Linked DNA regions of Homo sapiens: region 1 is linked to region 2. The links are chromatin loops, found by intact Hi-C in ENCODE. Cell type or tissue: gastrocnemius medialis. All regions are shown on one strand. Each heading gives the region's core, and the rest is flanking DNA. Links, peaks and the distances in the headings are about the cores only.

Region 1 (16,236 bases), core at 4,298-12,297, 89 kb before region 2:
TACCCAGAGATCATTTATCCAGAGGCAGTGTCGTCCTCCAAAAGACACCCGTTTGGGTAGGTATTTGGAAGCCACATCGTCAATCCTCCCAGCCATACACCCGGCTCTATACCGTGTGGTTTCACCTCATCCTCCTTCTCAACATTACACATCCCCCGCCAGGGGTGAGGGCAGGGAAGGGGTCACTGATTCTGCACTAGAAGAAATATCAGGGTTGGGGACGGGGATGAACTGAATTGAGACACCATGAACCAGCTCTGGAGCAAGAAGGGCAGAAAGAGATCCCAAGAACAACTTCAAGTAAGTAGTAAAGAAACTCCATTTTCTGAAAGGGCATTGTTTGTCGCTGGCTGTACGGATCCTTTCAGAGCCTTACAAGCTTCCCTTCTGCAATACGGTGGTGACGGTGCTGAGACAGAGACAGAAAGGGAAGGAAGAATCTTGACAGAATTAGGATGTCCAGCAGGGATCCTGGTACTTATAAGAATTGATTCCATATGGAAAATAGAAGAACAAAAGGAGATTTTCCGAGCCTGGTGAGTAGCCCTGATGATATTGGTCACTGAGATTGGTCATTCTTGTTTCCAGGTTCTGCAGCCTGGGAAGGTTTCCTAGGGTTTCCTGGGGTCTGTTATGGGGAACCAGGAGGGATGCTGATGGTTCCAGAGGTCAACACAGTCAATGATTTCCAGTGAGGTCTTCAAAACTTCTAGACTCAGGAGACCAAGTTCTCACCCTTGACATGATTTCAGTCTTCTCAGGGCAGGAGAAAGAGCCAGGCTCCCTGAAGAGTTTTTGCTCTGGAACCCAACGATGGGGTGCGTGTGAACGGCAAGGGCAGAATTTATGTGGCGGTGACTCACACTTAACCCAGAAGGCCCCTGGACCCCAGAAAGGCAAAACCGGAGTTTGAGAAATAAAAGAAATTTAGGGAATGATTTCAGAACCTAAGAATGAACCCTAACTGCTGGAGACAGAGCAGTGAATTGAATTTGCCCTTGGAAACCTGGTTTTGCCTTTGTCAGAAGTCAGGATTGGTGGGCAATTGAAATCATCTGAAGGAGAAAGGAAACATTTCCCCTAAATCCTTAAAAGGAATCTGAGAGGAAGCTGGAGAAGGGATGCCCATTTTCATAAAAAATAATTCTCATAGGAAAGAGCATGGAGGAACTGAGAAATAACCATGACTGACAGCGCGTCAGAGAAAGAAAATCAATACCAACCTCTCCATAGAAATAGCAGGGGCGAGGGGACAGGGGAATAGAAAAAAGTGGAGATGACCATGAAACAGATAAACCAACGAGAACTGCAACATGGGAATATTGAAGGATGCTATGTATAAGAAATACTCTCGAGAAAAGGCAAAAAGCAGGGGAGGGAAAAATGTCACTATCAGAAGTATGGTTATTAAGATAAAAAGTGGCATTGTTTGAGATGCACAGTCCTTTTAGAAAAACATAGGTGAGAAGATTGAGGAGACAAGAAAGAGCTCTAGAGGTGCTGAAGGTGCACATGGAGAAGATGGACCTGAAGGTCCATGAATGTGAGATTCAGAGGCATCTAATGCCAAATGCAAGGGTAAGGATTTTAAAAGACCAGCTTTATACCTCGAATCTTACTACAACAGTAAACTTAACACAAAAAAGGACATTTTGCAAATTAAGCTGAAGAGAACACTCTCAGCATACAACTAAGGAAAATGCCTGAAGAAGCCTAAACTCTGAAGTGGACAAAAAAATGCAGCTTTTGCCTTTAGGAGCCATTCTAACATAAGAATGTCTATTTTCATTAGCACACTCTCAGAAAATTCTAAGGTGAATTAGCCTAGATAACAAGAGGGAGAAATGATAATTTCTACAAATTACAGTATAAAAGGCTTCTGAAAAATTATTTTTTAAAGATGGCAGCACACGTAGAAAATGACAGAATTGTAACTAAGGCAGATTTATGAGTTCAGCTAAAAGGGGTGGATTCCTGAGTTTTTCAGAAAGAAATGGGATATGGCAAAGGGAATTTGTGACCCAGGGTACAGGTGTAAGAACCTATGGATAGAACATTACTGAACTTGTGGAAATCCAAAACACAATTTTAGCTTCTCTCTTCATTGAGTCCATTCTTTTATTGTTTACCAAGGAACCAAATGAATTGCCATCTTCCTTGTTTCATTCTCTCAAGGAAAGGAATAAAGCAGGGAAATTAGCAGCTTCTTCGCTTCCTTGTTTTTTGTTTGAATTTGTGGGCAGACATGGAGGAGGTGAGAGGAAATAAGAAAGGAGGGAGGAATCTGGTGATTTCCCAACGTGGATAACAACCAGCCCCCAAATATCGAGAAGTGGCCTCATGCAGAGTACCTAGAGAAAAGACTGCCTTTCATACCGAGAAAAAATAAAACAAAACAGTTTCATACCTCAAACTCACTATGGCCAGTGAATGAACCACTGGAAATACTTATCAGAAGGAGTTCTAGACAAAGCATATAAGTTACACAATGGTTAAAGAGCTCTAGCCCACTGGTTTCTAATGGGGCCAGTACGAAGCGATTGGTGCTGTGTGCACGCTCTAAGCAGGATGGGGGGCGGCTTGACACTTCAAGTAGGAGGGTGGGGAGGTAGAAAGAAACCAGGAAGGATGCCTCCCTCCTCCTTCTTCCTGATTCCCTGCCTGCCGGCCTCTCCCACATGACTTTGCTCTTGCAGTTATTTAATTGGGAAACACAAAGGAAGGAGGGGCTGGGCATGAGGTCTCAGAGCTTCTTGTCCTCATTCAGGACTCCAAGAGAGATTGGAAAGGGAGCACTCAATCCCACCGCAATGAACTTTGGAGAGGAGGACATGCTGGCATGGTCTGAGGGCTGACCATGGGCTGGGCATTCTGCCCATTTTACAGATGAAGTTCCTAGCAACTTAAAGCTTGTTCAAGGCCACAATGTCAATAGCACAGCCAGGACGAGAACCCCACCCTGTCTGACTCCAAAGTCTGCACAATGCTGCCTCCTTCTTCTAGGCTAGAGGAGTCCTCGGGACTGAAGCCGTGTTCATTTCTGCTGGAGGACCTGTGAAAGGGGGAGGGGCATTCTGGAGCTGGACACCCAAGAAAGGAGGTCGGGGGATCTCCAAGCCAGGATTAATGAGGTTAAAATCAGGCGCATTCAATTTGCATGTTCTTAAACCTTTGCCATAGAAACTTTGCCTTGGCATTGCTATGTTAATGCACAGTCAGGAGAACAGAAGTCCGAGGAAACCATCTTGAATGTGTTCTAAGCAACCAATTAGCTGCTGTCATTTATCCAGGGGTCTGCTTCTCCCAGGAAGCATGCAGAGCTAACAAGGCAGATGAGCACCTGGTGCTTGGGACTAGTCTTAAAAAAGAGAAGGGCCAAGCACGGTGGCTCACACCTGTAATCCCAGCACTGTGGGAGGTCAAGGCGGGTGGATCACCTGAGGTTGGGAGTTTGAGACCAGCCTAACCAACATGGAGAAACCCCATCTCTATTAAAAATACAAAAAAATTAGCCGGGCATGGTGGCGCATGCCTGTAATCCCAGCTACTCAGGAGGCTGAGGCAGGCGAATCACTTGAACCTGGGAGGCGTAGGTCGCAGTGAGCCGAGGTTGCACTCCAGCCTGGGCAACAACAAGAGTGAGACTCCGTCTCAAAAAATAAATAAATAAAAGGGGGAAGAAATGACATTAATGTTCCTGACAGAGGGGGTCAGGAGAGGGCCTCTCAAGCATTCCAACATCGCATCTAGGGCGGAGGTGGATGCGGTTCCCCTCAGGCCTGTCTGCGCTACAGCCAGGGTACAAGGGCCAGTGTTCTCTACAGTGATGACGGACGGCTGGGAATCACCCCTGGAGCCTCTAACTGATCACACCTGACTTTTAGGTTTGAGCTGCAAGTGGCAGCAGCTGCCAAATCTGGGAGATACGATCTCAGCTTCTGCCCTCCTGCGGCTCATAGCCTAGAAGAAGAGATAGATATTAATCAAACTGTCAAATAATTGTGAAACTGTGGGTTGATCAATGCATCAAAGGAAAGGGTAAATAAGAGGGTGTGAACCTCACCTGGAGTTGGAAAGTTGTTGGGATTTGAAAAAAGTGCAAGGTTTACTAGGTGAGAAGGAGAGGCAGGAAGGGCAGAAAAGAGAAGCCCAGGCACCAGGACCTGAAGGAAGAGACAACCCCTCGCAGGAGAGAGCTTTGGGAACAACACATATTATTTTATTGACTATTTAAATAATTACCTGGTAGTTACGTGAAAAGGATTATTGAGGTTAAAATTGGGAGCGTTTAAGTGGCATGTTCTTAAATCTTGTGCCATAAATTGCCTTCTCTGTATTCAAGATACTTTCTCATTCTGAATTTCTTATACACCTAGCAGAACGCTTGAAGAAATTATTGCTGTCATGGTTGCAGCAACAGTAACCAATATTCTGTCTCGGCGAACAGTATTAAAAGCCTATACTTTACATGCTTCAGTTCACATGATTCTGACAACAACCCTATGGGCAGGGGAGCAGTGAAGAAATTCTGCCCAAGATCACACAGCCTGGGTGTGACAGGGACCAGATCTGAACCCAGGCCCAACTAGTTCAAGGCTGTGTGCATAAACAGAGCAGCATCGCTCAGCGGGTCAGCAGAGGAGGTGGAAAGATACCCAGGGACAGCCTGCTGTCAGTCCTGAGACCTGGCGACTCAGCAAGCTTCCTATGACATCACCTGCCTCACCTGTAAAATTGGAATAATGACACCTGCCCACCCACCTCCTTGGGTTGTTGTGAGGCTTAATACAAGCACACGTGAGCCTGACAGGTTGAGAGCACCACACAAAAGAGAAGCATTATGATTGGGCAAAAACACACCCTGATAATAACTTCAAGTAGGCACAATGAATGACACCCTCCCAAGACCACAGACATAATTACAGAGAAAGGAGAAAGAGAGAAAATTGAAGTCACTCCCCCTCACCTTGACCCTGAGGCATAAAAATGAGCACTAACAGCAATTTACCAAAGTCTACCAAAGTCTACCTGTCTAGTAAAGAATCAACCTTATCCAAAAAAAAAGTGTGGCTTTTTCCCTTTCCTGGACTCTGAGAGGTAACCTCTAAACCCTTAGATTGTACTGCCTGAGAAGAGTGGGGACCTTGGGCTACCCAGATAGTCTAATAACGTGATTTATGGCAGGGGCCCTGGGCCATGCAGCATCAACTCAATCTCCAGAGAGGCTGGAGACCTAGGCCAGCCACACAGCTGTCAGCTACATGAGTGAGCCCCAGTAAAAACTAGGCTCAAGAAATAGCATTTGACCCAGCAATTCCATTACTGGGTATATACCTAAAGGATTATAAATCATTTTACTATAAAGACACATGCACACGTATGTTTATTACAGCACTATTTACAATAGCAAAGACTTGGAACCAACCCAAATGCCCATCAATGATAGACTGGATCAATAAAATGTTGCACATATATACCGTGAAATACTATGCAGCCATAAAAAAGAATGAGTTCATGTCCTTTGCAGAGACATGGATGAAGCTGGAAACCATCATCCTCAGCAAACTAACACAGGAACAGAAAACCAAACACCACATGTTCTCACTCATAAGTGGGAGTTAAACAATGAGAACACATGAACACAGGGAGGGGAACACCACACACTGGGGCCTGTTGAGGGATGGGGGACAAGGGGAGGGAAAGCATTAGGACAAATACCTAAGGCATGCAGGGCTTAAAACCTAGATGATGGGCTAATGAGTGCAGCAAACCACCATAGCACATGTATACCTATGTAACAAACCTGCACGTTCAGCACATGTATCCCAGAACCTAAAGTAAAATTAAAAAAAGAAAAATATACAAAATTAACTGATAAGCCTCTTATAAATAAGAGCCAAGAGGGAAGTGATTTGGTCTTCTTTATATCAAAACATTGCATATGAGTAAACAACCAGACAACTAAAACAGAATAGAAAGTTTAAAAGTCAACCCAACTACATACAAAATTTAAAATATAATTGAGATAGTGTCTCACATCTGTGAGAACAGGATGGACTTTTTATTTATTTTTTTTTTATTTTTATTTTTTGAGACGGACTTTTTAATAAATAGTATTGTGACAACTGGAGAGTCATTTGGAAAAAGATACAATTGCAGCCCACACCTGACACCAAACACCAGAATAAACCGTGCGTGAATCAGAAACCCAAAAACTGAAAAAATGAATTATGTACACATATTGAAATACCATGCTGTATCCCAGAAACACATACATTATGTGTCAACTAAAGATAAAAGGGGGAATTTCTTAATAGTAAAAAAAAAAAAAAAAAAAAAAAAAAAAAGGCTGGGTGCAGTGACTCACGCCTGTAATCCTAACACTTTGGGAGGCCAAGGCAGATCACTTGAGGTCAGGAGTTTGAGACCAGCCTGGCCAACATGACGAAACCCTGTCTCTGCTAAAAACACAAAAAATCAGCCGGGCAGTGTGGTGGGCACCTGTGATACCAGCTACTCCGGAGGCTGAGGCAGGAGAATTGCTTGAACCCATGAGCCGGAGGTTGCAGTGAGCCAAGGTTGCACCATTGCACTCCAGCCTGGGCGATAAGAGCAAAACTCCATCTCAAAAATAAAACAAAACAAAAATACAGGCTCAGGTGAGATTCCCTGTGGGCCCCTGCCCTCAGCTTATTTTAATTTGTATCTTTTTCCTGCAATAAACCATAACTTTGATTATAACCACTTTCAGTAAGTGCTGTAGGACTTTCTAACACCTGAATGTGGTCTTGGAGACCCTTGAACCTGCAACTGGCATCAGAAGTGGAAGTGGTTTTGAGGACCCCAAACTTTGTAGTTTTTCTACAATGTCATTTAATCCTCAAAAACCAAAGAAGCGGGTGTTAGTCCCACCTCACAGACAAAGACACTGAGTAGCTTAGAGGGCCATCACTTGATCATGATCCCATATCCAGTGGGTAGAGGAACTGGGGTTAATCACCAAGCTATGCACCAGTGAAACTCTCATTGGGTGCAGAGTAATACTGCCTCCATCTGCTACCCTGAGAGTGACAGGCAAGTGAATAGAGGGCCTCACTCATTGCTGATGCTTGGAACAGTAACCCATGCCATGAGAGGATAGGGGAGACCTTAGAAAGTGCTCTAGTACGGAGAAAATATGATGCTGTAGAGATGCTGGGTGGTATCATGACCTTACCATCTCCAACTCTGAGACAGGCCACCTAGGACAGAGACACCCACAGCAGCCCTGAAACCCAAACCTGAGCCCTTTCGTGGTCAGAGCCAAACCAGTCATCAGGAGCAGGAGGCTGGTCAGCAGTGATGCAATGCCTCCTGGGACAGAACATTCCACTGAGAGGGAGAGGCCGGCAGAGGGGCTGCGTCAGGGGAGCAAGGAGGCAGGTGCCCAGAGAGAGGGAGAGGTAAAGCAGGAGTGGGCAGATGGGGCAGTCAGCAGCACATCTGCCCCCAAGATGGGGATGGGGTCCATCTGCTCAGCACCACTGCCTGCCAGGATGGGGTCGGGGGAGGGGGGCAGGAAGGAGGCTGCACACGCAGCAGATTCCACCCCCAGCACAGAGGCCAAGCTGTGGCTGTCAATCCTGCCTCCCGTCTCAGAGAACTGGCGTGACCAATGCTCTCAGCTTCCTATACACACGCCACCCCAGCTATATGCCATACAATTGGTTTTACAAGAGCAACAGATTTAACGCTGCCTCCCCGCAATAGCTTTGTGAGCTCTGCAGCCCCTGAAATACACAACCAAGCAAGATGTCACACCTAAAATCCAGGTTGATGTGCTCTGTTTCTGTATTTTTTTAAAGCCTGCACCTCTGCAATTGTTTTCCATTTTATGTTATACATGTACACAAAACAGAAGACAAATCTGGCCAATCAGATTGTCTTGCTTTTGCTTTATCCTTAAAGTTCATCAATCTAAATAATACCTAGTTATAAGGGATATTTAGCAAATAATTGTTTAGGAGAAAGATTTTTAACATAGAAGTAACTGAGAAACATAGGATTCCTAATAATAGTAATGTGAATTTATCTGGGACTTTTAAAACATCCTTCAGGGAACAAGCACCGAAACAGGCGTTATTGACCTACAGGTCCCCCACAAGGGTCCATGGATGGGTTTCAGGATGTTCATAAAAACCATGAAATTGAAACTGTTTGCAAAGTCATATAAGCGCACGCTCCAGAGTAATTTTTCTGAGGTGAAAGTCCAAAGCTTTCATCAGCCTTTGAAAGGGATCTCTGATTCCAAAATGTTAGCACCACTAGTACACTCAACTCTGGCACATTCTTGGTCTCATTTACTCCCGAGTCATTCTTGTGAATTACACAGGGTGAGAATGATTAACCTGCTGTGTAGATGGGAAAGAGCTATGATCATCCAAGTTCATGGAGTGGTGTCACTTGCTTAATAGAGCTCAGTGACAGTGTTTATCACAGTCCACTTTGCAGTAACTTGGCAATCCACACGTTTCTCTACCCAAAACTTTAAACTCCTTGAGGACTGGGACTCCTCCTCGAAGACCTGACACATGGTAGGCATGCAGTCAGAGCCCAAGCAGTCAAGTTCCTGAGGGGGATGCAGGCAGACCAGGATCAAGGTTTCCAGGCACTGCCTCAAGAAACCTGGTACACTTACAGTAGGTGCCGGATAAAGCATCTCCTGTGATAATGGTGATCCTGCCTTCCTTGCCTACTGTTCTCATTCCCCAGATGATTCATCCCCAGATGAAGTGAAAACATCTGCTTTGGCTTCAGAGAAAGAATGTCCCCTCCCTGAGTCTTGTGCCAGACCTCCACCAGGGCAACGATATGGCCCAGCACGCCCATGGCTGCAGGGATATTACTGGGCCTGTCAAGGTGACTCTTTGTGGGGAGAAGCCAGGGAGTCAATGCTTCTCCCCACTCACAGTGCTAACGTGATTCAAGTCAATGGTTCCTGCTCTGTCTCCAGAAACAGAACTGAGAAAATCTTGACGAAGCACTCTCAGGAAATAGCAGGTAAGAGGTGAGGCCCCAGGAAACATCTTCAGACTTCCTCTCTCAACAAAGAAGTCACAATTTTGCTGAAAGGCTACTTCAGTTCTGCAGCTCCCAGCTTGGAGCAATTTCAACCTGAGCAGCCTGCAACCTGTTGGAGCAGATGTTTTACAGGTAGTCTGGTGTGGTGTATTCTGAAGCATCACTAGCTTGAAGGTCCAGCATCACAGCATCAGTTTTGTTTTGTTTGGTCATTTGTTTTACCACTGCCACAGAGACAAACGGGTTCTGCACACACACTGGCAGACGGGATTTGTTTGTCTCTTTTGATGGCTAAGTATTGACTTCAGAATACAAGCCCTGAAGTCAATAGACCTGACTTGGACCCTGGCTTGGTCTCTTACCCGGTAACTTTTGGCTAGTAATGTAACCTTTCTGAGCCTCAGTTTCTGCAGAGTTGTTTAGAATAGTAGAGTGTTTAGAATACAGTGTCTGTCATCTACTAACAAATGAATACTATTATTATTTAGACATGGAAGAAAAGATAAGCCTATAATTGAAGTAAAACTCAAGCCCAACACTTAAGGAATTTCATATGAACTGAAAATCACAATAATTCTGCCTTCCCTGTGCACTGCCACAGAGGAAGGGCCGTGCTCATCTGTACAACAGGGTTAAAAAACCTCAACAATAAAGACCCATAACCCAATTAAAAATAGGCAAAGGATTTGAATAGATGTGTCTCCAGAGAAGACATGCAAATGGCCATTAAGCACATGAGAAGATGTTCAACATTGTTAGTCACTAAGGAAATGCAAATCAAAACCACAATGAGTTTCCCCTTCATATCCACTAGAATGGCTGAAATCAAAAAGATGATAATAAGTGCTGCAAGAATGTGGAAAAATTGGAATCCTCATTCATTGTTAGTGGCATTGGTGTAAAATGGTGTAGCCACGTTGGAAAACAGTTTGGATGCTCCTCAAAATGTTACATCTGAAGTTACCATATGACCCAGCAATTCCACTCCTACATTATCCCATTTATATGAAATGTCCAGATGAGGCAAATCCACACAGACAGGAAATAGTTTAGTGGTTGCCAGAGGATGAGGGAAGGGGAAAGGGAAGGGATGGGGAGTGACTGCTAATGGGTACGCAGTTTCTTTTGGGGGTATAAAAATATTCTGGAATTAGTGGTGATGAATTACAGCTCTGTGAATATATAACCGTTTACTTGTATATTTTTAAATGGTGAATTTCATGATATGTGACTTACATCTCATCAAAGCTGTTATTAACAAAACAGTACCCACCTCCTACCTTATAGGGTTGCTGGGATGATTTTTTTTTTTTTTTTTTTAGATGGAGTCTCGCTCTGGCGCCCAGGCTGGAGTGCAGTGAGGTGATCTCGGCTCACTGCAACCTCTGCCTCCTGGGTTCAAGCAATTCTCCTGCCTCAGCCTCCCAAGTAGCTGGGATTACAGGTGCATGCCACAACGCCCGGCTAATTTATATATTTTTAGTAGAGACAGAGTTTTGCCTTTTTGGCCAGGCTAATCTCAAACTCCTGACCCCAAGTGATCTGCCTGCCTCAGCCTCTCAAAGTGCTGGGATTACAGGTTTAAGCCACCATGCTCAGCCCACTGGGAGAATCATATGAAGTCCCCAGTATATGTCCTAGCCCTAGAGCTCCTTTGTCAATGGTATCAGAGATGTAATTAGTATCATCACTCTATCCTCCAAGGTTACCTGGGGCACAAATAGAAGCATACAAACAAGCTGATAACAGTGACTAATTCTGGGGCAAGATCTGAGTTTGAGAGTGGTGGAAAAAAGAGACTTTAGCTTTATGTGTAATGTTTTAATATTTTAAAGGAGCATGCATTCATCTATTATTTGTGTAATTAAATTTTAATTTTCACTAGGGCAGTGAAACTACTCTGTAGGATATTATAATGGTAGATACATGTCATTACACATTTGTTCGAACCCACAGAATACACAACACCAAGGATGCTCCCCACTGTAAACTACGGACTCTGAGTGATCACAATGCTTCATGCAGGTTCATCAACTGTAATAACTGTACCACTCTGCTGGGGGATGCTGATAATGGGGGAGGTTGTGCATGTGTGAGGGAGGGGGTGGATGGGAAATCTCTGTACCTTCCTCTCAATTTTGTTGTGAACTTAAAACTTCTCTAAAAAATAAAGTCTATTTAAAAATTAATTTAAAAATGCCTGCTGTTGTTCTTGAAATACATCTTCCCATTAATCATTTCAAATCATCTTGCCTGACAACCATAATTAAACACTGACAGCAACCAAGAGTCAGGAAGTTTCCATAGAGGAAACAGTGCATCAAAAGAAATCATGATTTCTAAGACAATTAACTTAATTGCTCTAAACTACATCATCCCCTCCAAAAAATTAATCAAAGGCAGAGAAAAGGCAGGGGCAGAGACAAGGAGAAGGAGCAGGTGCCTAAGGAGGGAGCCCTCCCCTCTCCAACTGGGAGAGGAGATAAATCTCTGCCCCTGACACCCCAGTATGCCTTGTTCTAATACCCAAAGTCTTGGATGCATCCCCCCAGAGACTGCCTGCTCTGCATGCACATGCTCCGGGCTGTAGGTGAGGTGAGGAGGAAGGTTCTGCAATAAATGGCCTTGATCTGCTTATCACACCTATTTATAGGCCTTCATTTTATAGCTTGGTGAAATGAGAAGGTGCAGAGAGATCCAAGTACCCAGCTACATTAAGATGTTCCATGAGAAATAGGGAGACACTTTCACAAGCAGAACCACAGTCGGAAGCCACAGGTTGTTTTTGAAGATGACACCAATTAGGGAGGCTGCAGAAGAGCGTGCTGATTTGCCCTGTGGTCATGTGAAAAGGCACGGTCAGTGCAGTGATGATTTACTGCTGGGAGGACGATGCCTGGACAGACCCAAACATGGACAGACATGCGCACACTCACCAGTCCCGTCCCTCCATGGCAGAACTTACCAAGGCCCATGGGAAACGGCATTCACAAGAGCAAATGTTCACACTGCCCACTCCGAGGCCCACTGGAGGGAAGGTAGCCAAGGTTCTAAAAGCAGGCTGGGCCCTCATTAGAAAGAGTCCAGGTTCGACATTTTCATATTCATTTAACAAACAGGTGAGGGGCTGCCATATGGCAGGCATTGCTCTAGGGATGGAGATTGACTCAGCAGGGAACAAGAAAAAGTCTCTCTCCTCATGGAAATGACATTCCAGTAGAGGACAAGTAAATGTATAATGTGTCAGGCAATGCTTAGTGCTGAGGAAGACTGAGGAAGGAAAGGGGGACAGAGAGTGAAAAGGGATTACGGGGTGCTTGAGATAGGGCCAGGGAAGGCCTCTCCATGTGGCGGCAACTGAGCAGGTGCCTGCAGGAAATAAGGAAGCCAGTCCTGTAGAATCCAGAAGGAGAGGGTTCCAGGCAGCAGGGAGCGAAGGTCATACCTGAGGAAGAGCAAGGTAGCCAGTGAGAGAAATGTCAGGGAGAGCACGGGAAATGAAGTGAGAGGAAACGAAGGTGAAGGCCATGGAGGGCCTGCCAGGCCATAGTGGGACCTCTGGCTTTTATTCTGATAATGTGGGAAGGGTCTGGAGGGTTTTGAGTAGAGGAGGGAAATGACTGGATGTGCATTTTCAACGGTCACTCCAGCTGCTGTGGGAGAGCAGGCTGTAGGGGCAGGGTGGGATGGGCACCACAGGGATGAGGGTTAGGAGAGCAGGCTGCAGGGGCAGGGTGGGATGGACACTGCAAGGATGAGGGTTAGGAGATCAGGCTGCAGGGGCAGGGTGGGACAGGCACTGCAGGGATCCAAGTGGGAGGCCATGTGGCCTGGCCCAGGTGGTAGCAGAGGAGGGGTGGAGAAGTGATTCTGACTGTGTCTTAAGGTAGAGCTGAGAGGATCTGCTGATGGACTGGATGTGGGGAGAAAAGAAAGATGAGAGTCCAGGATGATGCCAAGACTTCTGGCCCATGGCTATGTTCCAGTCCCGCGGTTGCACTGCAAAATGTGGACTAGAAAGTAGATAGAAGAATGTCACTTTCCAGGAGAGCAAAGGTGGTGTGAGGGCCTGAGCACTCCCAGGAAGCAGCTAGTCCCCTGCTGGTGGCCGGGTGGACACAGGATTCCCAGACATTGTGCCAACCTCCTTGGCATCAAAGAAACAGCCCTGAGGACTCCACTAGGAATGAAGCAAGCTTGTCAGTGCAGTGACTGGAAAGGTGGGAGGGTGGACTGAACATTGGAGTTCTCCCAAAACCCATATGTTGGCATCTCACCTGCATTGTGATGGTATCAGGAGTTGAGGGCTTTAGGAGGTGATTAGGTCACTAGGACAGAGCCCTCATAACTGGGATTAGTGCCCTTATAAAAAAGATCACCGCCAGGGCGCTCCTTCACCCCTCTTGCCATAGGAGGGTACAGCAAGAAGGCGTCTCCAAGAACCAGGAAGCTGTCCCTCACCAGACATCAAATTTGCTGGTGCCTTGATCTTGGATGCCCCAGCCTCCAGAGCCGTTAAAAATAAATGTTTATTTAAGCTACCCAATAAGACAGCCCAAACAGAATAAGACAGAGGTGGGAGAAGGAGGAGGAATGCTTTACACACATTATCTCATTGAATCCTTAAGAGGCACATATTACAATCCTTGTTTACAGATGAAGAAACTAAGACAAAGATGACAATACTGGATGAAATCTCTAACTTTAATAAAAAATACACATAGGAGAAACTCTTTGTAATCTGGGATGGGAAAGGTCTTCCCAAGAAAGACACAAAACTCAGAAGCCATAAAGAAAAAGATGAACAGGTTCAAAGTCATAAAAATTGAAAATGTTGGCCTGATTAAAGAAAAACAAAAACAAAACCTAAAACTATACATACATATACCCGCGAGACAAAAACAAAAACAAAATAAAACCCATTTATAAACAAAACCAAAAGCAATATTTACAACATCAATAGCATGGCAGTGAGACCTGTTAGGAATTAGGAATTTGTCAAGTCAATAAGAAGGACACACAATCACATGTTTAGAAAGTGAAATCAATGAGTATCAATTAATGGAAGGGGAAATGCAAGAGACCAAGACCTCTGTGAAGGGTGCCCACTCTGCCAGTGTTCAGAGGAATGAACAGCAACAACAATCTCATGTGTTTTCATTTTCAAGACTAGGAAAACTGAAACAGGCTCACCTTCGGTGTTGGTGAGGATGTGGGAAAACAAATATTTCCTGCTCTGCAGGTGGGAGTCTGAATCCGAAAAGCCTTTTTGGAACACCATTTGGCAGAATCTACCAAAATGTGTCACATACATGCTCTGCAACTCAGCCATTCTATTAGAAGACTCTACCTACAGATATGTCTCCAAATGTATGTAGGAAAACAAACACAAACTTTCCCTCTACAGAAAAAGACAGGACAATAATAACTCAATGTCCATCAACAGCGTATTATTTAAGCAGATTAACTATGCTATCAAATCTGTGAAGTCTTTAATAAAAAAGAAGTAGAATTAGGCTGGGTATGGTGGCTTATGCCTGTAATCCCAACACTTTGGGAGGCCGAGATGGGTGGATAACTTGAAGTCAGGAGGTCAAGACCAGCCTGGCCAACATGGTGAAACCCTGTCTCTACTAAAAAAAAATTCAAAAATTAGCCGGGCATTGTGGCGGGTGCCTGTAATCCCAGCTACTTGGGAAGCTGAGGCAGAAGAATAGCTTGAACCTCGGAGGCGGATGTTGTAGTGAGTAGAGATCACACCACTACATTCCAGCCTGGGCAACAGAGTGAGACTAAAAAAAAAAAAAAGAAAAAAAAAAAAAGAATGGAGTAGAATTATATGTATTAACATCAAAGATCTCAAAAAAAAAAAACTAAAAAAGTTATAGAAGAATACATGTAATAACCTACAGTATATGCTAAAAAATAAAACAAACTATCTATGCATGTATACAAACATACAGATAGAAATACCAGAAAAAGGGCTAGAAGTTTATACCCCAAACAGCTGTCAGTGGTGACACATGTTTTGCAAGGGAGAGTCCAGTTGGGCAGAGGTGGGGAAGCATGGAGCCCTCCTCTGAGTACTTGGTCTTCTAAGGAAAAACTAAGATGCCTGAATGTCTGTAATTATGAATTTATATATTGCTTATAAAATGTAATGTGTTTTAAAAACTAGAGGATGATAAAGGTATTTGTATTCAAACTCTTTTAAGTGCATGTGACAGAAACCCAACCCAAAGTTGCTGAAACAAAAAGGGGAAGTGCTGGCTTCTGTCCTTGGGAAGTCAGGGGTGGTGCTGACTCCAGGCCCACTGCATGCAAGGGTGGAAGCCATGTGGCCAAGCCTCTGTCCCCCGCCCTAGCTCTCAGGCTGCTTGTCTGTTTTTCTTCATTCTCAAAGGATATTGCCACATGTCAAACAGAACAGATGCCCGAAGCCCCAGACTCACATTCTTTCTAGGCAGCCCATGTGCAAAAGGGATTGTTTCTCTCCATGCACTAGTCCCAGGAGAAATGCTAACTGGGGTTGCTTGAGAATGAGGCTCCTCCCTCGCACAGTGAGTGGGGCCAGTGCAATGGAGCGCTTTGGGTCACCTGCCCACTCCAGTGAGTGAGGAAGATCCCTTTGTGATTCCATGACTGATAGCCACAGTAGGACCATGTGAGGTGGATGAGGAATTCCCCTCAAGGAATCAAAACCAGAGGAAGAGGGATGGGAAACTGTGGCAGGCAGATGGAGCAACAGATGCCAGGATCCACTACAGAACACAAGTGAACAAGATCTGAACTGAGACCCAATGTCGCACAACCAGTCAACGGCAGGGGTGGGATTCAAATCAGGTGGGAGACACTTCAAAGCCCACACTCTCTCCACCTCACACTCAGTTCATTCCAGATGGCCAGGGGACATTGATGTCATCTCTACAGTAAGCTCTGCAGAACTGAAGGGGGTTCTTGGGGGCCTGTCACCCAGGAACTCCAGTAAACCCATCACATTCCATAAGTTTCCCTGAAGATTATCACCCTTGGAACAAAATGGGATTTGCACAGATGGAATTTTTCTGGAGAGGAGGGAGGAGGAGGGGGAGGAGGGCAGTAGAATATTTATGAGATTTGAAGGTCCCAACAGTACTTCTAAAGAATAGGAAAGAATGAGGGTGTAGTGAATTAAAT
Region 2 (16,236 bases), core at 905-8,904:
TCTCCCGGAGGAATGAAAAAGCATAAAGAGCCATAGCTGAGGCTGCAGCCCTTGCTTTGATCTGCCCCTGGGCTCTCATCACTCCCCTCCCCCAAGCGTGCGCTTCACAGTGAGAGAAGCCAGACAAATGCTGTGTGAGTCACCTGACTTGACAAATGGGAGTGTGACTGAGAGGTGAGGACTGGTAACATCTCTCTTTGTTCCTCTCCACAGAAGCATCCTGTCCCTCCTTGACCTACAAGTGAACTACAGTCACGTGGTGAGGTTATTGCTGTTTGTGCATACGTTGAATATTTAACAAGCTGCTAAGTATTTTCATAGTTTATCTTACTTTATATTCACAATAACCCCATGAGTAGCAACTGTTAACTATGTTTCATAATTAAGAAAACTGAAGCTCAGATAGCTACAAGAATTTGCTCAAGGTCACCCAGCTCTTAAGAGCCAGAAAGAAGCAAGACTGCAGGTAGGTTGGTCTGTCCCCAAAGCTCACCCACTCTCTACACTATCTCAGTGACAGAAGTGGAACTGAGATCTTACCTGTCTTCTTTTGCTGTGATGCTGCTGTGAATATAAAATGCCACCTGCATTGTGATGCAACTCTGCTACTCATATCTTTTCACATCGGTCAATTAATAGGAAATATCTAAACTGACCCTTACAAATAAGAAAATTCAAAGAAATGATGCAACCTGGTGGGAGGTGGTAGAAAAGGGTGGAAATACAACCCAAGTCTCTATTATACTAGGGTCATTCTCAAACTTACTGGGGACTCTGGCACTCTGGCTTGTCCCATGATGTTAATAAATAATCCAGGCACTGGCTCTAGGAGTTTTCTCAAACCTTATTTCATTTAATATCACCATTTTGGAGAAACTCGAAGAACCTGCCCAAAGTCACTGGAATAATAAATAGCAGAGCTGAGATTCAGACCCTGCTCTGAATCACTGTGACCTTCTGTCCCCTCTTCAAAGGGGAAATATAATAGCTTACCTCTCAGTTGATTGTGAGCATTCATCTCTGCAGATGAGCTGATTTGTATGTGTGGCTGTTCAGCATATGTATACTATCACTGTTATTTTTTAACAACAGTTTACTTTGTAAAGTTTGATGACACAGACATTCTCATATACTATAGGTGTCAGTTGCAGCAACTCTTTGGAAGTGAATTGTAACTTTTTTTTTTTTTTTTTTGAGACAGAGTTTCGCTCTTGTTGCCCAGGCTGGAGTGCAATGGCGCTATCTCGGCTCACCGCAACCTCCACCTCCTGGGCTCAAGTGATTCTCCTGCCTCAGCCTCCCAAGTAGCTGGGATTACAGGCATGCGCCACCACACCCGGCTAATTTTGTACTTTTAGTAGAGACGGGGTTTCTCCATGTTGGTCAGGCTGGTGTTGAACTCCCGACCTCAGGTGATTCGCCCACCTCAGCCTCCCAAAGTGCTGGGATTACAGGCATGAGCCATGGTTCCTGGCCCAAATTGGAACTACTAAAATTGCAACAAGGGAAACTGACTCAGCAATTATCCTCCTAGGAATTTATACTCTCGGTTTATTTGTAGCAATAATCAAAGCTACATGGACAAGGGAGTTTATTGTGGCATTGTTCATAATAGCAAAAACTAGAAACAACCAAAGTGCTGCACAGAAGGGTGGCCTTACAAAAGATGGTCTCTACTACAAAAGAGTACAATGTAACCCTGAAAAAGAAGGAGGTAGGTCTGTATGCACTGCTAGGGAAAGAGACCCAAGGTGTATTATTAAGGAGAAGGTGCAAGTTTCTCAACAGTATTGCAGTATGACTAAATGTCTATAAAATCAAAGAGAAGAGAACATTTCTGGAAAAGTTATACAAGTAATTTTTAACAGTAAGTACCTCTGGAAATTAGGATACAAGGCCTTGTATGACCTTTTATATTGTTTGAATACTTGAAATAAACTTTTATTGAAGTACATATACTATTAGAGTTTTTGCTATGAACACATGTCATTGTTAAATTAACCAGTGACAACAAAACTTAAAATTTTGTTTTTTCAACTAGTAATCATTAACAACACTTAGTACATCAATAAGATTTTTGTTTATGTATTTATTTTTTGGGATGGAGTCTCACTCTGTCGTCCAGGCTGGAGTGCAGTGGCGCGATCTTGGCTCACTGCAACCTCCACCTCCTGGGTTTAAGCAATTCTCCTGCCTCAGCCTCCCAATTACAGGCAACTGCCACCACGCCCAGCTAATTTTTGTATTTTTAATAGAGGCGGGGTTTCACCATGTTGGCCAGGCTGGTCTCAAACTTCTGACCTCAAGTGATCTCCCTGCCTCAGACTCCCACAGTGCTGGAATTACAGGCATGAGCCACCGCATCCGGCCAAAATTTTTATTTTTAAAGCAAAAATTCATGTGAAGGAATGAAGGAGAAATACACTGGATAATATATTGTCCAGTCTTAAACACTGTCCTTTTATCCTAGCAACTCCAGTAGAGACAGTTAAATAAGTAAATCATTAAGTTGCTACCAGTCACATTGACACAGTTATAAGCTACTAATCTGACAATTATGAATACATATGAAGCAGTCTATCATAGATCATCTTAGCCATAAGATATTAACTGTTATCTGGGTGTTAATAATAACAGTTGCCATTTCTTGCTTTAGAGACAGAGTCTCACTCTGTTACCCAGGCTGTCATCCAGGGTGGAATGCAGTGGCACGATCATGGCTCACTGCAATCTTGAACTCCTGGGCTTAAGCGATCCTCCTGCCTCAGCCTCCCAAGGAGTAGCTGGGACTCCAGACATGTACCACTACGCCTGCCCAGCTAATTTTTATGTTTTCTAGAGACAGGGTTTTGCCATGTTGCCCAGGCTGGTCTCAAACTCCTGGCCTCAAGTAATCTCACCCCAGTCTCCCAAGGTGCTGGGAATACAGGGGAGCCACCACACCCAGCCAACGGTTCTGTTTCTTGAGTATTAATCTGCCAGGCTGTCTTGAGCACATATTTGTCATTTAGTCCTCACAGTCACCTTAGTAGGTGGTTGGTTTTTTTATACCCATTTTACAGATAAGGAAACAAAGGCTCATGAAGTCCAGCCACCTGGCCAGCTAGTAAGCAGAGGAGCTGCGGATCTAACCCTAGTTTCCATTACTCCTAGCATTGAGCTTTAAACTACTTTGTATGTTGTTTCTTGATATAATGGGGCTTTGAGACTGGACACTCCTCTGGTAAATCTCCAGCGTTTGAACCTCTTTGCTGTCTCCAATATCCCATCCCTTGGTTTCCCATCTCTCCACACTCCCCGGCTTCTCTTTTCTACCCCCCGAGGTAGAAATATTTACCTCAGCTTGACCTATTGGCTGGTGCCTCGACCAGAGTATGATTTTTGTTTGACTTTGAAGTCCATGGAATCTCTGCAGATGTTTGAAAACAATCAGAAAATAAAATCCTGTCCTGGCTTCACAAAGGGTCACCACTCCCTGAAAACCCAGGAGAGACAGTGGCTGAAGGATGCTGTTTAAAAATAATGTGGTTACTCATGGAACTGGATGCACATCTGAATTTGAAGGAGACAGTCAGGGAACTTTAGCTGAGGAAAAGTGAGGACATGACCCAGGAGGCTCTTTTCTGCCCGACCGACTCACTGGGAACTTCCGGCATTGGCTGCAGGGAAAGGCTTAGCCTCCATCCCTCTGGTCAGGAATTTATCAGCCAGGCCTCTTGTCCTCTAATAAGCCCTGCAGGTGTTGTATTGTAGTCAAAGTGCAGTTGGTTGGAAGTCAGGAAACCGTGGTTCTAGAGCTTTAGGTATACATCCAATGTCCTTGAACAGGAAAGCAGTTATCCCAACCACAAATGACATCAGCATCTTTGCCTCTCCTAAAAGCATCACTGCTCCGAGCCCCGGGTGGCTAGAGCTCTGTTCTGCCACCGCTTGTTCGGTACCTGGCGACAAATCAACAACTGCAGATTGCGTCCAGAATCACAGGGGCCCAGAGCAGCAAGGGGGAGGGTTAACCTGGGCATGGCTTCCTGGAAAAGAGGAGTTTTGAGCTATGCTTCCAAAGAGCCAGAGAATGACTTTCTCTCATTTGCTGTTTCCAGGACACATAATACAACAATCTTACTGTGTGTTATAAAGCAAGTTGCAGCTGAATTTTTTTGGAGGGGGGATGGGAAGTGATGGAGGTACGAAATGAATGTGGGAGAAATGTTAGAGGTAGCTAATTGCATGACTGAAGTTCCGTGGGGCTCTGCACCCCCTGTGGAGACCCAGCTTCCACAAGTCGTGCTTAATCCCTGGGGAATGTCACTGTCATTCAGAGGCCAGTGGTGTGACTGTAGGCCCCAGCCAAGGAAAACAGCACTTCTCAGAGGCAGGGGACTCCTTTATCCACCCTGTCCCCCAGTTGCCTTCTCTGTCTCTCTTATCACCCCGCCTGTCAAGCCAGTTGGGCATCAGAGAATAAACATCTCAGGCTGTTTGCCCACCAGCTCCAGGATCAGGTGACCATTATGGAAGGCAACACCGGAGGCCTCTGCATGCCAGAGTGACGCCAGGAACAGTGAGAGCCTGCAATGTGCTGACCTCACTGAGTGGGCACCCATGCAGCTGGCTGGGAGTAGACTAATGCCACTCCTGGTGTGGCCCCTTTGGTCATCCCAGGGCCACCCCATACAGAAGACCCTGCCCCGCTTCCTCTCAGCCCAGACTCTGGAGTCAGAATGACTCCTTTAGAAATCCAGCCCCAAGGTCTGCTAGTCACATGATGTTATGCAACTTACTCTACCTCCCTGAGCCTCAGTGTTCCCATCTGAGAAATGGGAATAATAGTGTCCACATCATGAGGTTACCGTGAGGATTATATGTAAAGCACTTAAGCCAGTGTCATCTGGCATATGACTGGGGCTCAGTAAATTGTCATTGGCTGTTTTTATTGTGATTACTGGACTGCCCATTGGGAACATTCAGTAATCATAACACACAGTCCCTTAAAAGAGCTTGCTCTGGGTCAGGAGGTCAGCCACCTTCGGCACATATAAATCCCAGGGGGAAAAGAACGTTTCCATTAGGAACGTTCAGTAATGATAATACACAGTCCCTTAAAAGAGCTTACTCTGGGTCAGGAGGTCAGTCACCTTCTGCACTTATAAATCCCAGGGGGAAAGATACCTGCCTCGGCCTCCCAAAGTGCTGGGATTACAGGCCTGAGCCACCCAGTCTGGCCAATAGTCCTCTATTTTTGTAACACCATGTTAATACTGGATGAGCAAGAATTATATTGGAAGTCTGTACTCCAAAGGGTGAGAACGTAAACCTCACAAAGATTCAGGGGCTTGCACATTAGTGGACTGGTAAGGACCCTGGTCCTAACCAGTCCACCTACCTCAGCCTCCCAAAATGCTGGGATTACAGGTGTGAGCCACCATGCCTGGCCCATTGTATATCTTTAAACTGTCCCTTTTGCCCATCTTTATATTGTTTTCTTAATGTCTTTTTCCCCTCGATTTTTAGAGCTCTTTATAAATTAGGGAGATTAGACCTTTGATAAAGATGGTGTATTATTTGTCTTTTCTTATTGTTTTACTTGTTTGTCTTTTCTTATTGTTTTTGCCATGCCAATGTTATTTTTATATAGTAAAATTTATCAATTGTTTCTTCTGTTGCACCTGCATTTTGAATCGGAATTAGAAAAAGCTTCTAAACACTGAGATTATTTTTTAAATTCTCATGTTTTTTGTAGCATCTGTATGGTTTAATTTTTTTACACTTAGATGTCTGATTCATTTGGAGTTCATTCTGGTGCACAGTGTGAGGCATGGATCCAATTTTATCTTCTCCAAATGGCCATCCAGTTGTCCCAACACCACTTATTGAAAGGGCTGGCTTTTCCTGCAAGATATAAGATACCATCTTTATCATACGCTAAATTTCCATATGTACTTATGTCTAATTCTGGACTTTCTATTTTTTTCCTAGTAGTCTTCCTGTTTACTTATTAGTTTTGATTAAAGATCCTTTATAATAATATTTGTTATTTGACAAGAACTCTTTCTTCTCACAGCTCTTCTTTTTGGGGGTTTTCATAACTCTTCTTGCATTTTTATTTTTCCGTATGAGCTCTGCAATCAATTTTCTAGAAAAAAAATGTGGTATTAAAAAAAAATAGCCAGATGTGGTGGCACATGCCTGTAATTCCAGCTACTCAGGAGGCAGAGGCACAAGAATCATTTGAACCTGGAAGGCAGAGGTTGCAGTGAGCCAAGATCGCACCACTGCACTCCAGCCCGGGCGACAGAGCGAGACTCAGTCTCTAAATAAATAAATACGTGGTATTTTTATTAGATCTTGTTAAAATTATATATTATCTTGAGGAGAATTAGACCTTTACGATGATGAGTTAGTCCCATCACAGAACAAGGGATGTCTTTTGCTTTGTTCAAGTCTACTTTTATGCCTTTAGGGAGTATCTTAAAGTTTTCCTCAGAGAAGTTTTGGTGGTTTTAGTGGTATCAAATAAAACACTTGACACTGCAGCAGATCAAAGCAAAAGCTTTGTTACAGAAAAAGTAATACTAGGAGGGAGGACAGAGCCAAGCAAATCATCACACTGACACCAGCTGCCAGACTCACAGCCCAGAGGGACAAGAGACGTGGAGCCAGACGGGCAACGAGCCAAGCCGGAAGTTGGCACCCACAGCACCTCCCCTGGAACTAAGCACCATCCTCATAGTACCTGGGCTTGTAAGACCCTCGGAATTCTAAAGTCGTTCTATGGGTGGTTATGTTGAGAGCCAAGTTTGTCTATTACATACCATGTTTTCTTATTCGTGACTATCTAACTCATTTATTCCATGCTTAGTGCCACGATATGGGATCAACAACTCCCTAAGGTATTATGTTGGAGTTCCCACACAATTCACACTTTTCTTCTTAGTTTGTTCCTAAATATTTTATGCTCTTTAGTTTGTATAATAAGTAAGGCTTTCTCTTTTATTATCTTCTCTAACTGGTTATTGTTTATATAAATATAAATGTATATTTGCCTATTTATATTTCTATATTATTTAATCTATACATAAAATAATGCATGCATACGCACAGAATTATTTTGCTTGTTTTAGTTTTATCATTACAACTTTTGAGTTTTCCAGATATTCTATCATGTTATCTACAAATAGAGTTTTACTTTTTTCCCTGTCAATTTGTATTCCTCTAATAGTTTTCTCTTGTCTAGTTGTATTGATTAATATCTCGATTGTGTTAAATAATAGTAGTGGATATATAGGCTTCTTTGCCTTTTTTCTGATCTCATGTGTTTATCTATTAAGATGCTGACTTTCCTAATATGTACATTTATTATATATGTTTACATCCTTATATATACATTTATTGTATTAAAATGAATTCTTACATTGGCATTGTGTGGAAAGTTAAAAAGACAAGGAAAAGGCCCGGCACGGTGGCTCATGCCTGTAATCCCAGCACTTTGGGAGGCCGAGGCGGGCAGATCACGAGGTCAGGAGTTCGAGACCAGCCTGGCCAACATGGTGAAACCCCGTCTTTACTAAAAATACAAAAATTAGCCAGGCATGGTGGGTGCCTGTAATCACAGCTACTAAGGAGGCTGAGGTAGGAGAATCACTTGAACCCAGGAGGCTAAATTTTGTATTTTTAGTAGAGATGGAGTTTTGCCATGTTGGCCAGGCTGGTCTCGAACTCCCGACCTCAGGTGATCCACCTGTCTCGGCCTCCCAAAGTGCTGGGATTACAGGCCTGAGCCACTGTGCCCAGCCAATTGTCCTCTATTTTTATAACACCGTATTAATACCGGATGAGCAAGAATTATATTGGAAGTCTGTACTCCAGAGGGTGAGAACTTAAACCTCATGAAGATTCAGGAGCTTGCACATTAGTGGATTTGTAAGGACCCAGTGGTCTAGGGTCTGTCATCCCCTCCAAAGTAAAAGGTAAATCTTTTGCAGTGGCCTTATCAACCTCTTTCCCCTTTCAAAATTCTACTTTCCCCTCTGAATAGCTGGTACGATGTGAGTGTCTTCTTATAAGTGTCTGATGTAAACTGGGTGAGGATCAGGATCAATCTATATGTGAAATATTAGCAAAACTTTGAAAAATTTTTGATGACATGGATAAAAGAAAACCAAAAGCTCTAATATTTTCTTCTTGTATTCCAGTGGATTGACTTTTGAGCCTCATATTTGGAAGTCAAATGAATAAATTATTACTTTTATTTTATTTTATTTTATTTATTTATTTTGAGGGGGAGTTTCACTCTGTCACCCAGGCTGGAGTGCAGTGATGTGACCTCGGCTCACTGCATCTTATACCATCCATCATCCAAAAGGAAACATAGAGATACTGCCTTGGTCCATCTATCAAGTGATAGGAAATGCTGTCAGCTTTCTTGGAATGAGGCACTGCCTGGGAAAGGATTCTGCAGAAAGTCCAGGCTGGGCATGAGTAACTCTGCTACCTGGACCATGTGACACAGAGGATCCTATAGCATGAGAGGCATTTATGGAAGGAAAGACATATTGAATCTATTACAAGCCCCAGTAGGGGGATCACAATGTAGACACCTAGAGCTCTGGAGCAAGTCATGACATGTGCAGCAGAAATTTACAGCATTTGGAAAATAGTTCCTAGTGGGTGACTTGGCCCTGGTAGAGACAGAGCCTCTGATCTTGCCAACCATGGAACATCAAGTGACTATGTGGCAAGAGCTGCTGCATTACATTTCTACTGTTGTGTAACAGATTATTGTAAATGTAAGGGCTTAAAAGAGCACACATTTATTTGTTCACAGTTATGCAGGTCAGAAATCCAGAATGGCTCAACTGGGTTCTCGGCTCAGGATGTTACAAGGCCAAAATCAAGATATTGGCCAGGCTGGGCTCTTATCTGGAGGCTCTAGGTGAGAATCTGATTCCAACTTCATTCAAGTTGTTGGCCAAGTTCAGTTTCTTGTGGTTGTAGGACTGGAGTCCTCATTTTCTAGTTGACTATCAACAGAAGGCCTCTCTCAGCTCTTAAGGCCACTACACTCCCTCTCAAGTGGCTCCACCATCTTCAAGCAAGCAACAATGCATCAAATTCCGCTTATACTTGAAAGAGACTTGAACCCACCACTAGAACCTTTAGAGTAAATCCAGCACACTCACTGTTCCTCACAATCTAAATGATATAACTCCTATGCTTAGAGAATTGGCTCCTTCTCTGTTTATTAGCAGGCTGTGCTTGAGCAAGTCAAGCTATCTAATCTCTCTGTTTTAGTTCCTGATCTAAAAAAATAAAGGTATAACACCTTATAGGGCTGTTGTGAACATCAGTGAAATAACACTTATAAAGTACCTGACACATGGAGATGCTCAGTTAATGAAAGCAGTCAAAACCAGCACCTCTACCACCACCACCACCACCATCATCATCATCATCATCATCATCAGAACAATGAAGACATGAACAATGCTGTTTTAGGCCTCTTTGGCCTAGAGAATGACAAGCCTTTGGTAAAATAACAATGGAAATGAAAATAGTTTGGGGCTCCAAATCCTAATGTATCTGAATTCCTGGGATCCCTGGAGACCCAAGTTCCATTAAAGCATCATGGGTGGTATGTGTTTGGTGGCCCTCTTAGTTTGTTTTTTGTTGCTTATAACAGAATACTGAAACTGGGGAATCTATAAAGAAAGAGAATTTATTTCTTACAATTATGGAGGCTGAGAAGTCCAAGGTCAAGGGGCTGCATCTGGCAAGGGCCTTCTTGCTGGTGAGGACTCTCTGCAGAGTCCCTAGGCAGTGCAGGACATCGCTTGGGAAGGGGGCTGAGTGTGCTAGCTCAGGTCTCTCTGCTTCTTCTTATAAAGCTACCAGTTCCACTCTCATGATAACCCATTAATTCATTAACCTGTTCATAAGGCCCAATCACCTCTTAAAGCCCTACCTCTCTAAATACTGCCACGTTTAGGATTAAACTTCAACATGAGTTTTGGAGGGGACAAACATTCAAACCATAGCACCCTCATTGGTTTTGCATATGGTAAATTAGTGGCCATTCAAATCATTCTACTTTTCTCGTCTTAATTGATAGCTGTTCTTCTGACATTGTTGGGATGAGGTAGGCTCCCTGCTTTGCACTCCCACAGCAACAAGAACTGCCCTCATCACCACCCTGTCTTCTAATTGCCTCTTGCTGGCTACATATTCCATGAGACTGTGAGTGCTCTCTGAAGGTGAGTGTTTTTGTCCTACTCACCATTGTATTCCCTGGATATAACACAGCATATGATAGCATAGCAAGTGCTAATTAAATACTTGTTCAATACATGAATGAATGAATGTCTCCCAGCTCTTTTAATCATTATACCTAACAAGGCAGAAGGAATTAAGTGAATTAGGGGCATTATTAGTACATAGCAATTAAAAATGATAATTGTAACCATTATGTAGGAACTTAAGAAGACAATTATGTAAGAATGCCAAATGATAGAAAAGTTACTTAAACTCCTTTTGGCCACATCCAGAAAATGAGGCTAGCAGCATCTGTAATATTGGTTTGTTGTTATAATTAAATGAGAGAAAATAGGTAAAATATTTAGCATGGTGCCCAATATGAACATGTGTTTCATAAATGGCAGTCATTTTGTTGTTGTTTACAATAATAGTAGGTGAAAGAAAAAAACAGAATGAAAATAGTTATTTTAGAGCTTATAAAATGATAGCTCTATAATTCTACAACTTCAAAGTTTCTATAATTTCAAATTCTATTTCTATAAAAATAACTATCACAAATATTTCTATTTTGTCATTAAAGTCAAAGTGACCTGGGTTTATTACCAATTCTCTGAGCCCCGTTAATAAAGTAAAAATAAGTATTATATCGTACTTGCTTTATAGGTCTTCAGTCAATCAAATAAATTTCTAAATGTGAAAGTGACTTGAAAGTAGTCACCTACTTTTTTCCAGTTCTGTCCTGCCTTAGTTTTCCCCTCTGGTATCCTTGTGATGGGTGTACTGGCCACAAGGGAAATTCTGTACAAAAAGGGAGTCAGTAATTGGAGTGAAAATCAGTATGGGGTTGCCCATGACTTCAGAGAGTCAGAGTGGCCAGCCCTAGAGAGGATCTAGGGAGCAAGCCCAGGGAGTGGGTTCCCACAAAGAGAACCTGGAGATGACTGGGAAGTGGAGACAAATCTACCGCGCTGGATTCTTGGTTTGGAAGGAAGACAGGAAGACCCAGGAATGTAAAATATATATACCCAAGGAGAGCATCCTCATACCACCAGGGCTCAACTGAGGCATTTTTTTGTTCAAAACTAGCTCTAGCTTCCCACTTCCCATACCTAAGCCACCCACAGGCCCCAGCCTATTATTAGTATTGGCAGTTTGGTTCCGAATGACATGAGCCTTTCTTTGACTCTATCCCCAGGCTAAGAAAAACACAGGTCTTGGCTGGTTAAATTCTGCATCTACAGAGTCATAGCAACTGATCAGCACCACGAAGGTTATTCCTGCTGCTGGATGTGTTGCTTTCTGGCTCCAGAAATAGCACGCATTCCTTGCCTCTGTGTGTTCTACCCACTCCCTCTGAGAATACACAGACAGAAGTTGGATCAGGGACCACTCATGCTAAATGTAAACAGTTGGGTGTATTTGGAGTCCTTTTGTTTTAAAAGTCCAGCAGCTTCTTTTGCACCTGTTGGCACAGTGTCAACTTTCTCTGTTTCATTCATGCTGCATGGGAGAGTCAATCATAGCTTCAATTACAAAGTCAACAACATTTGGGAAACCCTGCCAGGAAATTTCACTTAATCCTCATAAAAACTCTACATAATACAAGATAGGCATTATGCACATTTTAGGAACAAGAGAACTGAATTTCAAAGAAGTTCAAAAACTTGAACAGGAGCACACGGCAGAGCCAGGATTCAAAACTAGAGCTTTGGCCTACTGAAAGCCTGAACCTTTCTACAACACCAGATTATAAACATAGAATGTTGGGACTTTAAAGATTGCTTTGTAAGTTTATACTTTGAAGAACTACTGCTGCTCCAAGCATGTAAGAATAATAGATGAAATATGGGGAAAAAAGGTAATCTTTGCTCAAAAGCACAATGAACATCTCCATGGACTACTGAAAATGAACCTGAAAAACAAGATTTTTAAGCAAATGAAAAAATCTAACCCTAAGAAAAAAGCCAACAAAATCAAACAACAGGAAGAAAAATTTAATACAGATAAAATTAAAATAATAAGATTATCTGACAGATACTTTAAAATATGTTTAAGTTGCTCAAACTAAGAAATAATATGTATATAAGAACAAAATAAAGGTGAAATAGGCAGAAAAAAAGGGAACAGGTGAGTAATGAAAAAGAACCAAGTAGGAATCTTGGCAAAAAAATAAATAAACAAAAAAGAGTATTCCACTTTTGGCCTCGATGGATTAACAGAGACCGGATTTACCCTCTTGCCAGAAACAACAAGAAAAACAGAAAAACATGACACAATGGTTTTCAAGACACTTGACATTAGGAAACAAAGAACATGATCCCTGAACAATGGGAGACAAACAAGGTGAGCCCTGTTACTGCTACAGTTTACTGCCTTGAGAAGAGTTCCAGGGCACAATCTGGGGGTAGGGGGTGGCGGGGGCGGGTAGGGGGGTGGTAGGGTGTAGGCAACTAAAGCCCAGTAGCGTTTCTGATTTGAGGCGACAGAGCTGAGAATCTAGCAAGACCAAGACGCAAGTGTTCGCAGGACAGAGTACCAGAGGGGAGAGAACTGCACAGAGACTGAAACCCAGAGATCTCCAGAGGGTCCCTCTCAAATATCCAGCAGAGTACTAATCAGTGCACGTGTGTGAGGTCAGGAGAAAAATCATCTGAAAGGATCTGAGAGAACAGTGTTCAGCACTCACACAGGACCGGCAATAATACCTGTTCCCACCAGAGAGAATGGAAAAACTCCAAATTCAATGGGTAGTGTATTCAAGAAGATCTTGCCTTAGGAAGATCTTCTGAGGAGTAATTAGCCTAAGACTGAGTACTTCTCTGAGTCTGCCTTAAAAATCATAAAAGCAAGATCTAAAAGCATCAAACTGTTTCCAAGTAATAGTTGGAACAAAGTTCAATAAAGTTCAAGATTTACAGGGATACAAAATATCCAGTACCTAATAGGGTAAAATTCACAATGTCTGGCTTCCAGTCAAAGATTACTAGGCATGCAAAGAGGCAGGAAAACACAATCCATCATGGGGATAATAATCAATTAAAACCAACCCAGAAATGGCACAGATGTTAGAATTAGTAGAGGGCATTAAAACCATGATTAAAACTGCATTCCATATGTTTAAAAAGTTAAGTAGAAACATGAAAGATATATAAAAAGATCCAAATAGAACTTGTAGTGATAAAAATTACAATGATTGAGGAAAATAATAGACATGAATGTAGTTTCATCAACTCTAACAAATGTACCACTCTAGTGAAGAATGTTCACCAGATAATGGGGGAGGCTATTCATGTGTTGGGACAGGGAGTATGTGGGAAATCTCTGTACTTTCCTCTCAATTTTGCTTTGAATCTAAAACGTCTCTAAAAACAACATCTTTAAAAAACATATTCTATATATAACATATTTTATACAGAGAAACAAAGAAAAAGATGACAGCAGGTTTCTTGATTTCTCTTCAGAAACAATGCAAGTGAGAAGACTTGGAGTAACATCTTTAAAGTATTGAAAAAAAGTTGTTGACCTATAATCCCACGTCTAGCAAAAATAACTTCCAAACGAAGATAAAATAAAGTCATTTTCAGACACAAAAGTTGAAATAATTTATCACCACCAGACCCATACTATAGGAGATGTTAAAGCAAGATCTTCTAAGGTCACTCAACCAATTAGGAGCACAGCCAGGATTTGAAAACAATAAAATTAACCACAGCAAACATTCAACAAACATTGGCTTATGGAATAACGAAGGACACTCACTTAACCTTCACAACACCCATATAAGGTATGCATGACTTGGCCTTACATTATAGATGAAGAAACTGAGGCCTGGGAAGGTGAAGAAACTTAGCTTAGGGCACACACATGCCAAGGTTCAAGTTCAGGCTTGTCTGAATTTGGAGGGTGTGATCTTTTCCTCGTATGCAAATCTCTTGGGGGCACCAGCAATAAGTGGACCAGAGGGTCCAGCCTCTCTCTGGGAGGGTCCTGGCATCTGGAGATCTCTGTCTGGGCAGCTAAGAGCCCAGATCCTTAGATGGTCAACCTGAATCCTCAGGCTGAGGGAGTCAGTGAAGGAGTAAGTGAAAAGTTGAGACCACTATCCAACAGGTCTGGGGCATGCAGGTGAGCCCAGGCCCCACAAGCTGGAACCATGAAGGAGCTCGTGAAAGTTACTCCCATCCCACAAGAGCAGCTCATCCCACTGGTCTCAGCTCTACCTCTCTAACACCCCCGAAAAAGGGAAGCCAACTCCAACAACACCTTGGTGTCCCTGGAGGTAGTGCTTCCTGCATTCCACATCCCACTGACAGATTGTTGGCTTCCTTTGATGACCCTAATAAAATGTACCAGTAATTATTTATTTTGTCTTAGGAGTGCAAAAGGCTTATTGGGGGAAAAAAAAGGAAACAAACAAAATAATAATTTGCTTTGCCTTAATTAAGAACTCCTGCTTGGAGGCAGTAAAGGAATGACCCTCCATGGCCTGATGATCAAACTCAGGGTAAAAGCTCTTGGCTCTCCACCCACTCCTAGTCTCCATGCCTCTGAACTCTCCATGACACCTTCTCTCTATTAGGTGCTGGACAAGACCTCCCTCACTGCCTTCTGAGGTTTGTTTTTACAACAGTAAGAGCTTCCATTTACTGAAAGCCCACCCTGGGCCAGGCCCCATACCAAGCAAATGACCTGCTCTCTCGCTGATTCCTCATGGCCACCCAGAAGAGTGCCATTATTGTGTCTACTCAGAGATTGGGTGGCTTTCCCAAAGTCACACAGCAAGTAAGTGGCAAAGACTCAAATTGCATGTACTTGCTTCTGAGCCACACTGCCTTAGTCAGCTGAGAGTGAGCCAGGAGACCCCCAAAAGTCAGACAAGGACCCTGCCTTGAGTCAGATATTCCTGGGATGAGACAGGAATTGAAAGTCAGAGTCAACTGCCTTCCCTCTGGGCCCTCTGGCACAGTGATTACCCTCATAAGTCTGGAGTCCAAAAGGCACGGGGTCAAATCCAGGCTGCTTCCAGGTTGCATGGCCTTGGGCAAGGTACTTAAGTTCTCCAACTCTCAGTTTTCCCATTTGTGAAATGAAATAACACCTATCGTACAGTTTAGACTCATAGGGCTGGAACTGAGTCAACTCAGGCAGCAGTGGTGTCAAGGGCGCCCTGTGAACAGGCCACAGCATAGCAGGCCTGAGCAGGAACTCTGGAGACTGACTTCTTGGGTTCAAATTCCATCTCTATCACTTATCAACTGTCTGACTTCAGGCTGGTAATGTGGCCTTTCCAAGCCTCGGTTTCTTCATTTACTAAAAAAAAAGAAAATGGGAAACTGCTTCTTCTCCTTCCCTCTCCTTTCCTTGCTGAACAATTCATGGGGGTGGGGACTGGGGAGGATAACACTGCAGTGACCCAGAGTGAGGGTGTTGGAGTCTGTGGAGGGTGAGGAGGCATCCATTTGGGAGGTGGCAAGTCATGGGAATCAGAATGGGAAGAGGACAAAGCAGTTGTCCCATGGAGGGGCAGCCCAGCACGAAAGGTAAGAGACCAAGTGGGGTGAGAAGGGAATCTGCTGGTGTGGGGAAGTGGTGGCCCAATATGGAGAGTCATAGAACGGGTGGGGCAAGGAGAACATTCATTGGGAGGGGCAGAGGCCCAGCCTAGCATGGGTGTCAGAGTCCAAGTGGAGTGAAGAGGGCGTCCACATGTGGGGAGGCTGAGTTCCCGAGCTGATGAGAGCATCTATGCGTAGGTGACAGGTGGCCTGGAATGGGGGATTTGGGGCCCAAGCGGAGAGGAGAGTGTTTGATGAGGGAAGGATTAGTGGAGGACATGGACATTGGTCACATACAGAGGGATTAATCAAAGAAGGCAACACATTCAGGATAATGAAACCAGAATTCTTGCCACTGGAGAAATGGGCTGCAAAGATGTAAAGGGAGAAAATGAGAATAAATTCTATGGTGTGAAACTGGAACTGGAAG

What was found. Peaks named below come from ENCODE experiments on the same cell type or tissue, not always from the same donor. Only the 100,000 strongest peaks of a DNase experiment are listed, where the experiment ranks them.
Region 1: a loop joins it to region 2, with 5 times the contacts of the local background. A loop is called at or near these places in 2 of 110 quality-filtered maps.

What each region holds. Positions count from the first base shown.
Region 1 is chr10:110,717,255-110,733,490 of GRCh38, reverse strand. All of the region lies in intron 1 of RBM20 (RNA binding motif protein 20), which reads right to left. Among named protein-coding and RNA genes, the nearest start is that of RBM20, 81 kb to the right of the region's middle. In gastrocnemius medialis, for the core only: no CTCF peak of the experiment used is centred there; DNase peaks (open chromatin) are centred at 4,688, 7,350 and 11,900; H3K4me3 peaks cover 848 bases; H3K27ac peaks cover 4,974 bases.
Region 2 is chr10:110,625,339-110,641,574 of GRCh38, reverse strand. No RefSeq gene overlaps it. Among named protein-coding and RNA genes, the nearest start is that of RBM20, 11 kb to the left of the region's middle. RefSeq lists enhancers at 1-430, 3,911-4,462. In gastrocnemius medialis, for the core only: no CTCF peak of the experiment used is centred there; DNase peaks (open chromatin) are centred at 3,631, 4,554, 6,644, 8,790 and 2 weaker places; H3K27ac peaks cover 6,576 bases.